2 separate regions of the Homo sapiens genome follow, and region 1 is linked to region 2. A link is an interaction called in ENCODE POLR2A ChIA-PET data of the cell type or tissue named here. Cell type or tissue: Caco-2. All regions are shown on one strand. Each heading gives the region's core, and the rest is flanking DNA. Links, peaks and the distances in the headings are about the cores only.

Region 1 (5,393 bases), core at 273-5,272, 74 kb before region 2:
CATGAAGACTAGGAAGAAATGTGGGCCAAAGACAAAACCCTAGGAAAGTGTCAGTATTTATAGGCCAGCCTTAACTCAAGAGGCACCCAAAAACTTCTTCAGATGGAACATCTGATGTGTGTGTGTGTGTGTGTGTCCATAAAGAAGGGAAGGGATTGGAGGATGTACTTTAATGTCAAAGCAACCCTCCCCCAAACTTTCAACTCTGAAAACCCCCCAAACTCTGTAAGTCATATTTATTCTTCATCAGAATTATAAAAGACTTCTAAGAAATTTCAGAGGGGCACTCATGTTTTTTCTCTTTAATTTGTGATTGAGAGTAAAGTTAATTGAGAAGAACCTTGGTTAGTTATACTGAAATCCAAACTGCTGCATTAGAATCTAATTTTTTTATTTCATCAAGGAAAGGATTACAACTGGGTTTGTTCCACTCTTTTCTTCTGCATACAAGTATGGCTGCAATCATTAGTCATTCATTTATTTGGTTGGTCACTCAACAAACATTTAGTGAGTATCTATAATATGCACAGCTAAGCACTGTGGAAGATAGAAAAATGAACAAGGCATAACCTGCCTGTGTTTAAAGAAAATAACAATGACACAAAGCAGAATGTGATCAATGTCTCAAGAGATGATCACTAAAACTGTAGCGATGTTATTGGTGTGGGTTTTTTTGCTACCCTTTGTAATTATGCTTAGAAATTTCCAGAAAAAACATTAATCCATGCTTTTAAGTCATGGTATCTATGGGTCCAGGAAGGGGAAACATTAAATAAAACCACATCATTGCACTCACTCTGTCAGAAGAGTCTAGAGTGGAGGGTACAAAATTCAGTCAACATTACTGCCATCTATGTGAGTTGTAGGGACACCTCTCTTTGGTAGCTTGTGTATGAGTAGAAAATGCCTGCTTTAAAAAAATATGTAAAATCATGTGATGATGATAATGATTGTGTCTACACACACAAATGAGTTTGACTTTAGTTCAAATAACTGTTTTTTAACCTACATAACAACAAATAATTTAAAATCTCAAAATAATTTTTAAATGAAAAATTTTCAACTGGTTTAGAGTAATGTAAAAAGCAAAGAAACAAACATTACTAAAAACAATCATTTGTTCTTGCTTACTTTAGTTCCAAAATAGAGGAATCTAATATTTAGGGGGTAGAATGAGTTTGTTAACCAAAAATAAAATTTGAAAGCTTCCACAACCATCTGAATGAACTTCCTCCCCAACCAGGGCACTCAAAAAATTTAACCTGAAAGACTGGCTCAGACCATGATGGGAAGTGGGGGTTGGACATGTCTCATGATACCCCCTCCAGCATTAACATCAATGCAGACCTTAAGTCTGATAAGAAACATTTACAGTCTCTTGAAAGCCTGTTACTTGGAGGTTTTACCTCCATGATAAAACCTAGGTCTCCACAACCCCTTATCTTAACCCAGACATTCCTTTCTACTGATAAGAAGCGTTTCAACCAATTGACATCAGAAAAATTTTAAATCTATCTATCACCTGGAAGCCACCCTCCCCCACCCTTCCAGATAGAACCAATGTAATCTTACATGTATTGATTGATGTATTATATCTCCCTAAAAAGCAAGCTGTACCCCGACCACCTTGGGCACTTGTTGTCAGGACCTCCTGAGGCTGTGTCATGGGTGTGTCCTTAACCAAACTTTCTAAATTGACTGAGACCTGTCTCAGATATTTTGAGTTCACAAGTTATATTGGCATAGGGGTTTCTTAGTTTATTTTCAGTGCAAAACAAGCCACGCCAGTAGTCAATTTCTTCATGTTACAAGTATATATCTATATTTGAATGAAAAACAAGTCCACATATTTCCTTTCTTGAGTTATTACTTTTCAAATCAGATATGTCTTGTTTATACAAACTAATGAAATTGAGTATATTCTTTGATGATTTACTGCTAACCCTACAGAGAAAGAAAAGCTAAAATTTGTATTCCTCAATTTTGATTTTAATTCAAATAATTGAAGCACGCCTATATTCTTAAAAGCTATTACATGTTCTCTTGGAAGGTCTATTGATTCATCCTTTTGAACACTCATTATGGAAATAGGTAGTGTTAAATTATAGTTGAGTTTAAGTACTATATTTCACACAGCACTTGCATCTGTAAATAATGATCATTGTAAAAAATGTCCATTTATGGTCATCAAAGTAAATTTTCTTGACTGACTAGTCAGATAAGAAATCCAGCAATGTCTTCGGTGAGCAAGTCCTCTGGCTCAAGCAAATGTTGGCTTGATGGGCCACTTACTCCTCCCATTATTTTCAAAGCCTACTTGGAATTCCTTTTGAAAGTCTATTGCAGGCTGATTTCATAAGAGAAGCAACCTAGTTCAGCAGGATTGAAATCTCCTATTCCCTGTCTATCCAAATCAGTTTCTTTAAGAAGAGGGTACATTTGTGTAGCCTCAGGTGGACCAGAATAAAGGAGGATTGTTAATAAATAAAGTTGTATTTGGAAGACCCTTTACCCTATCAGTTTTGGTACAAGGCTTAGAGAACAACATTGCCTATTGTTTGGTGACTGAGCCTCCGAAGTCACCTCTTGAGTGCTTTCTGTCTTGCTGCTCCTGCTCTTCTTCAGATTCTCTGCAGAAAGTTTCTGAGTCAGTGCAAGTGCCTCTTCAATATGAATCTTAAGTTTATTGCTGAAGTTAATTTCACCTCCATTAGACTGTGCATTTTTCTGGGGAGGGACTGCTTCTGCTGTTTCCTTTACAACTCTCCTAATAGCAAGACATGTGCTTGTGACCTGAACGTGGTGAGCATTACTGTTTGCCATCAAAATGTTAAGGTCACTGCTGTATGGTTATTCATAAGAAGTGAAGAGCTGAAAATAAGGTTGTTTGGAAGCATGAGTTGAAGCCAAATTATGGAAGGCCTTACCTGCCAGGCTGGTTTGGACTCGACGAGTGTTTGTGAGCAGGGTGAGGGGTGTTAGGAGCTGTGCTGGAGGAGGCCAGTCAGGATGGGCAGTGAGCAATTGCTGAAATTTAAACAAAAATCAAAGGCCATACATATAAATGGACTATAAATATCACTGAATGGATATCAGTGAAGGGAAGCACGAATTGATGAAGTCTGAAGGAGGAAGTGAGATTTGAAGAATGAGAAGAAAATAATCCAGCCGAAAGGGAAAGGGAGAACGTTCTAGTTAGCTAGAAACAATAACAGAATTTCAGCATCTGAAATATTTTTGACAAAGGATTCATTTCTTCCCCACCAGACTTATTAATTCTTTCCTTCCTCGTCTCCTTCCCTCGTTCCTTCCTTCTCTCTCTTCCTACTCCTTTTCTTCCTTCTTCTTCAACAAACACTGCCAACAAATCCTAAATTTTATTTTCGCTGGTTACAATCACTTCACATTTTTTTCCTGGTGTCTTCATTTGAAATTGCCTTACTTTTGACTATTCCTCCTGAAAAATACATGATCAGACCTTGAAATGGGTGAGGCAGAGAAGTTTAAGAATTTCTTCCTTGAGATTTTTTTCTCAGATAAATATGCACAGTATGACTGGATTTTTGAAGACAACTTTGTGTTTTGTGATATCCCTGGACTCCCACCCCAGAGGCTGACAATGCTTTTAGGCCCCTCTTTGTAAGATTTATGCCGATGAGTGCCCAAGTTTCTAGAAATGTGACATGGCCAGGTATTGCCAGAGAGAAGCACGTTACCTGCTTCCATGGTTATGGTATTTTCCCTCTTGTCCGACCCTCCTCCCTCCTGTGTGTGTGTGTGAGGCTGGGGATGAAGGGGTAGCAGTTTGGTGAAGGTGGGATCCATAGGGACCAGAGTTGGGAGTCTACTGAGGCATCATTTATCAAAAGTATTAGCATATAAGGCCAGAGGACAGATTCTGTTGTGTGCCGGAGTCTAAATTTAGTCACCAAGGAAAATGCTCCACAAAGAGAAAGAGTTTGCTAAGAACCAAAAAAAGTGGGGATGTTGGCATCAGGAGAGCAGAGCTCTAAGCATGGTGGATACTGATGAGGAATTCTGAAACTGTGATGCAGATCCTGGGGTCACTTCAGGAGGGACCAGTGTGGCTCAGCGAGGTGGCTGAGTTTACTTAAGGTATTGGAATGAGGTAGAATTACTATTTCTATTCCCAAATCACCAAAGTCATGAAGCTTAAAAAAAGCATCTCTTCCAAATACCTCATTTTTCATTTGCAAAAAAAGGGAGAGAAAATACTCCTTGTTTTGTAACTCATTATAACTCATCAACTTCTCTAACTCTTTAATCAGCTTTATTCCAGGAGGAAGAGAATTGATTGAACTGTATGATTTCAAAAACGTGTTATGGGAAAATGAAGATATATAGCTTTATGGTTTATTTTATTTTTTCCACAAATCCAGGTCTCTAAGCTTTATGGTTTAAAGTTCTGTCTCTGGAGTCAGACAAACCTGGATCTGAATCTTTGTCTGATATTTATTAGCTTTGTAAATTTAAATTAAGTGGGCATAACATTTGTAAGCCTCTATTTCATAATCTATAAAAAGAGGATAACAGGCTGGTCATGGTGGCTCATGTCTGTAATCCTAGCAGTCTGGAAGACTGACGTGGTGGATCGCTTAAGTCCAGGAGTTTGAGACCAGCGTGGGCAACATCACAAAACCCTGTCTCTACAAAAAATAGAAAAATTAGACTAGTATGTTGGCACACGCCTGTAGTCCCAGTTACTCAAAAGGCTGAGGTGGGAGGATCACTTGAGCCCAGGAGGCGGAGGTTGCAATGAGCTGAGATTGCACCACTGCACTCCAGCCTGGGTGACAGAGCCAGACCCTATAACAACAGCAACAACAAAAGGAGGATAACAATAGCACTTATCTCTTAGGATTATTGGGATAATTCAATGAGGACTGAACATAAAGTGCTTGGAACCATGCCTGACATACAGTAGATACTCAATAATATTAGCTATTGTTACCATTATGATTATTTTAAATCTAATTTTTTGTCTCTCAGATTATTTGATATCTAATTGCCTCAACTATGTCTTTAAAATAGAGAAATTGGTTGAAGAATCATCTGTGCTCCCAAACTTCTTTTTGTCTTCCAATCTAACATTTGGTACAAATTGTATAAATGAGAACACTTGGAATTCAATATAATAGAACAAAGTATATTTTCTAAGTGGTCTATTGTTGGATCTGGTTCCAGATTCCACTTTATAGAGATAGAAATACTATCCTTAAATGCATATATAGAGTCCAAAATCTTCAAAATCAATATGCTGAAGTCAACCATCCAATAAGTTAGTAACAGTTTTACCTTAGCAGATGCTGTGTGAAAAATGAGAAAGAAATGCAAAATTGAGTACTAGTCTTGGGACTCCTCTTATCAAGTAA
Region 2 (5,393 bases), core at 240-5,239:
AGGTCAAATGTATATTGCACCTCTTGAACGTCCGTATTTCGTTCAATGCCTCTCAACTGATCTCTTAAGTCTTTCAGTTTTATGTAGTAATGAACTTTGTCTTGGGCCCGAGGAAACTGAGCACTTCTTGCACTGGATGACGGCATAACATAGCAGAGAGTTTCTGTGCCTGGAATCTTATGGGGCTGAAGCCCAAATTCCAAGTTCTTAACCTTTACACCAAAAACTTCTTTACTAAAAATTTCATAAATACATTTTCCATTAAACACTGCTATTCGTGGCTGATATTTCTATAATTTCTGTACTAGAATACGTCCTCCTTCACGAAATTCTTTACTGGAGAGATCTTTGCTGCCAGGCGTGGTCCTTTCCACCATGTTGGTAAATCCAATACCATACTTCCCTGGTAGAGTGTGATCATCCATATGGTTCACCTGGACCTCACTGAGCCCTGACATAAACAAACACTTCCAAAAATGGTTTCCAGGTCCAGGGTAATGATGCCCTTTGTAAGCAGCCATTAGACCCGGGTTTATGCCAATAATGACAATGTCCAGATTGAAGGTCAAAATATCGGGGAGAGTCTTGGTCAGAAGTTCAGCTTCTGAAACACCATTAAAACGGTCTACTTTTCTTTTGACTTTAAATGTGTCTGTAATTTTTCTTGCTTTTCTTTTGATTTTGCAGACTTGCTAGATTTTTTTGACTCAACAGGTTTTTTGGGTTCCACTGGTTGTTTTGGTTCTGTTGTTCTGGGTTTTCTTTTTCTTCCTTTTGGAGCCTCTTGCACTGGTTCCTGAGCAGGAGCTGGGGCTGGAACTTCTTCTGGCATTTGCTGTTCATTCACAACTGCCATATTAGGAGCTTCAGCCATCAGTTGTTGAAATGGAAACGTATAAAAAGCTTGAGCTTGCTGAAGGGAGTAGCTGCCCGCGTTCTCCGCTTCCATTCCCCGAGGCCGCTGATGCGGGCAGCTCCACCTGCCAGGCACACGGGCAGCCGGTCTCTGTAGTACCGCGTGGTACTCACTGCGGTAAGACAACCCCAGAGACCTCACCTGTTGACTTTTTATCCTACATGATGGGTCAAAACTGCTCACCATAATACAAAATAAATAGGAAGAACAGCCACAGCCAAGTAAACAATGTGTGTTTTAGAACTCACACAACTCAGGAAAATGTGGTAGAGTCCTTTTTGGCAGAGTGCCTTTGCAATATGATGCACTAATACTCTTTAGCTGGGAATAAACGTAAGGTAGAGTGTGTGGAAGATACCACGTAGAGCATGGTGCGGGGTGTGGGGGAAGCCATATATATATGTGTATGTATAATGTAATATATGTAACCGTATATGTATATACATGTATATGTAGCAATATATATGTATATGTATGTATATAATGTAATGCATATCTATGTGTGTATGGATGCATTATATAGATACGCAAACACACATATATACATATATATGTTAGTTTGTAAAGAGAAATATTTCAGAGACTTACAGACATTTGAGTTAGCACTATGTGCAGCATTATCAAATAGGGTCTGTCTGTATGTATTCCCTTAGATATGGGTTTCCAGAAAAAGCTTAAGCGAATGGCCCCAACAAATTATCATTAGGTTTAGATACTACACTTAGAGTTTCATTTCATTCTGTAATAAGGTGAGTTGATGGTGGTGTTATTTCAAGTTATAACTGAGAAAACCAAAATCTGGATGCATTGTCAAAGGAACTGCACTAGCTTCTTCTGCCTCTCAGTATTTAGAGAATGCTCAGGTATTGTGATGGTGAAACAATTATTTACCATCTTAAAGTACTTTGCCATGTTGTTAGTCACAAATCATCTATAGGCTGCATTCTTTATGTCATGCACTTACTTTTAATTAAGCTCCTAAGGAAGCAGAACCAGCAAAGGCTATTGCTGTTATTATTCATGGTGCATTGTTGGCTAAGGCTCCTATAACAAATGTGTAACACAATATCACACATTGTAAATATTTATGAACTGTGCTACAAAGAAATTGAGATTTTAAAAATATTAACAAATATTATTTCATGAGAAAAATCTATTGTATAAAAGATAACCATATCAGATAATCTGTTATAATTATCAAGTGAATGAACTTGTTAAAAATGACTTGGCTATAAAATGTCATAAAATATAGCAGATTAAATCACTTTTTTGGAGTCTTGCCAGATTTTTTTTATGAGTTACTATATTGCTTTTATCAAAGAACTCCTGAAGGCAGAAAAGAAATTAGAACTGACTTGAAAATTCCCATCATGCTTCATTCTCTGGTGGAAATTTGCAGGCCCTAATGGAGTTTGTTACATAATCAGCTTTAGGCATTCAATGGCTTCTTTTATTATAAAACAGAATTCTTGCCTAACACAGCCTCTCCTCTCTTTTTTTCGGCCCTCAGTTTCTGGAGTTACAAATGCACTTCAATAATGATCAAGTCATGCTGCAACAGGCACAGAGAACAAAGAAACAACTGCAACAAGAAACTGCTGAACTTGGGTCTGAAATCCCAGCATTAACAAAAAAGGTGAGATCAATAATGTTCAAATGGGCGAGTTGATGACAAATTTGAGATAACTCCATTGTGGGTTTCATACCTGCTGTTTTATCCTCGTTCTTCACAGAACACATGAAGAGTTGGTATTATGAAAATCATTATAAAACAATTACTTTCCATTTCTAATTATGTAACATTTGGAAAATGTCCAGATGTAAATGTGTCATACTTCTTTTTTTAACTTTTGGGCTGTAAAATAATTAAGAGAGATGAAACTGAATTAATGTAATAAAACACTATCTGACATAAAATAAATTTTATAATTGATCCAACAAGTTGTAGATAAAACTCCTTAAACTCCAAGTAGCACTGAACTTTCAGATGCCATTGAAAATATGTTGCTGCTTTTTAATGACTTCAGGGGATTGAACAACATAACCTTCTTTCAAATATTATACTAATTCCCCCCAAACCAAACTCAATATGCTTTTCTCATTGACAAAAACCAAGTTTCTCACTGTACAAATTTACCAAAATCAGAGACTTTTCTTATGATTGTGAGCTGGCTAAAATTTACCAAAGATAGGAAGATGATATTATCACCAAACATTGCTATAAATTTTTTTATTCAAGTATTACTATGATGGTGGCACAATAGTGTGAATGTAATCAGTGCCACTAAACTATACACTTAAAAATAGTTAAGATGGTAAATTTTATGTTATGTATATTTTACCACAATAAAAAAACACAAAGAAAGAATAATTATGCAATGATCACCTGAGCAAAAGTTTAATAAAAAGAGCACTATGTTTAGTTTTGACATTTTATGAGAGCCCTCCTGGGATCTCCTGGTCCCTTCACAGCCCATCCTGTCCTGACCTGAATTTTGTGCTATCGTTCCCTTGCTATCAAAGAAAGCAAAAGTCTTGCACATTAAAGAGCTTTATAAATGGAATCTTCTTCTATGTGTCCTTCTGCAACAGCTTTTTCATTCAATCTTTAGTTCCAGATTCATTTATATTGTTACATGTAGCTATACTTTATATGTTTTCACTGCTTTATCACTTGGATATACCACAATCTATTTATCCATTTGCTGTCGATCTGTTGATTGAGGTTGCTTCTCATTTTATCCTTTTTTTTTTTTTTTTGGTTATTACACATAGTATTGCTTTGAACCATTTGTCTTCCTGTACATATGGAAAAATTGTCACTATGGCATATACCTAAGAGCAAAACAACTTTTCTAGAAAATGCCAAATTGCTTTCTAGATAATGCTAAATTGCTAAATTACTTTCCAAATTTACCCACTTACATATTCACCAGCCTTGTAAAAGTGCTGGGACACTCCATGTTCTCACTAGAGTTATAATGTTTTGCCTATCTGGTTTATGTAACATGATAGCTCACTGTGGTTTTAATTTTCAACTTTTCAACTTCCTGATTTCTAATGAGGCTGTGTATCTTTTGCTTTTCATTGGCCATTTGTGTCTTCCCTTCTGTGAAGAGCCTATTCAAGCTTTTTGTTCATTTTTCTATTGAGTTCTTTGTCTTTTTCTAATTAATTTGCGGGAGTTCTTTCTGTAAGTGATGTGGATTGCAAGTCTTTTCTCCCAGTTTTTGACTTTTCTTTTCACTCTTTTTGGTGTCTGCATCGACAATTTTTTACATTTCTATTATGGATGAAATCATGAGGGAAAGAACAAAAGATATAGTTTTGGCAGTCTGGTCAGTCTGTCTCTCGTCTCATAAATCGCACAAGGTCTATCAGCCTAGAAGGTTCAGTTTGTATTTCTGTTGGTTGAAGGCAGCAACTACGTCTCAAAACTCAACTGCATCTCAGTCATCATTAAGCAATGTGTATGGTAGTATTTTTTTTTTTTTTTTTTTGAGACGGAGTCTCGCTGTCGCCCAGGCTGGAGTGCAGTGGCGCGATCTCGGCTCACTGCAGGCTCCGCCCCCTGGGGTTCACGCCATTCTCCTGCCTCAGCCTCCCGAGTAGCTGGGACTACAGGCGCCCGCCACCTCGCCCGGCTAATTTTTTGTATTTTTAGTAGAGACGGGGTTTCACCATTTTAGCCGGGATGGTCTCGATCTCCTGACCTCGTGATCCGCCCGCCTCGGCCTCCCAAAGTGCTGGGATTACAGGCGTGAGCCACCGCGCCCGGCCGTGTATGGTAGTATTTTAACCATGCCTGGAACAAATGATTACTCCATCCATTTTCCTAGCCTGCTGCACATAGCTTATTCAGTAGCCATAGAACCTGGCAAACATATAAATGCGTATTTTCCAAGATGAGAATAAGTTGCAGACATTCAACACTTTTGTATTAGGAGAGTGCAGGCGTTGTACACAGACCTGGTTTCAAATACCTCCTCCTTCATTTTCCAGGCATAAGATCTCTATGCTTCCACTTCCTTATCTCTATATTGGGACTAATAGTTACCGCAGAGGGGATTTGAGTAGATTTAATTAGATAATCAACTTACAGTACCCATCATTTAATACATGCTCAATAAATGATAATTATTATGGGATTACCACTGTAAAATAAATGGCTATACCAAGAATCACTGCATATAGATACTTCAATTTTGTTAAACAAAAGGGTAGAAATTTAAACTCAAGGAAAGGTAAAAATTACCCCAATGAGATCTCAGATTTAAGAGCAGCAAGATAATGAGTTGTTGCCACAGCACCAGGGCCAATACCCATAAGGTGGGACAAGAGTACAAAATGTCGTCACCTGCTCCATCTGCCCTGCCATTCCCCATTGTACTTCTAGCTTGATCCAGCTGTGATCCACTGTCAGAATGGAGTAACTAGAAAGTCGGTAGCTCAAGAGCACACTTTGTTCTCTTATTAC

Evidence for each region. ChIA-PET counts read pairs that join two places held together with the same protein. Peaks named below come from ENCODE experiments on the same cell type or tissue, not always from the same donor. Only the 100,000 strongest peaks of a DNase experiment are listed, where the experiment ranks them.
Region 1: POLR2A ChIA-PET joins it to region 2 with 7 read pairs; 3 of 35 experiments call an interaction of 5 or more read pairs at or near these places.

What each region holds. Positions count from the first base shown.
Region 1 is chr12:25,872,756-25,878,148 of GRCh38, reverse strand. MIR4302 (microRNA 4302) reads left to right here and starts at 4,070; the gene lies at 4,070-4,129. In Caco-2, for the core only: no CTCF peak of the experiment used is centred there; DNase peaks (open chromatin) are centred at 1,298, 1,558 and 2,268.
Region 2 is chr12:25,798,854-25,804,246 of GRCh38, reverse strand. It overlaps the pseudogene TDGP1. Among named protein-coding and RNA genes, the nearest start is that of MIR4302, 73 kb to the left of the region's middle. In Caco-2, for the core only: no CTCF peak of the experiment used is centred there; no DNase peak of the experiment used is centred there.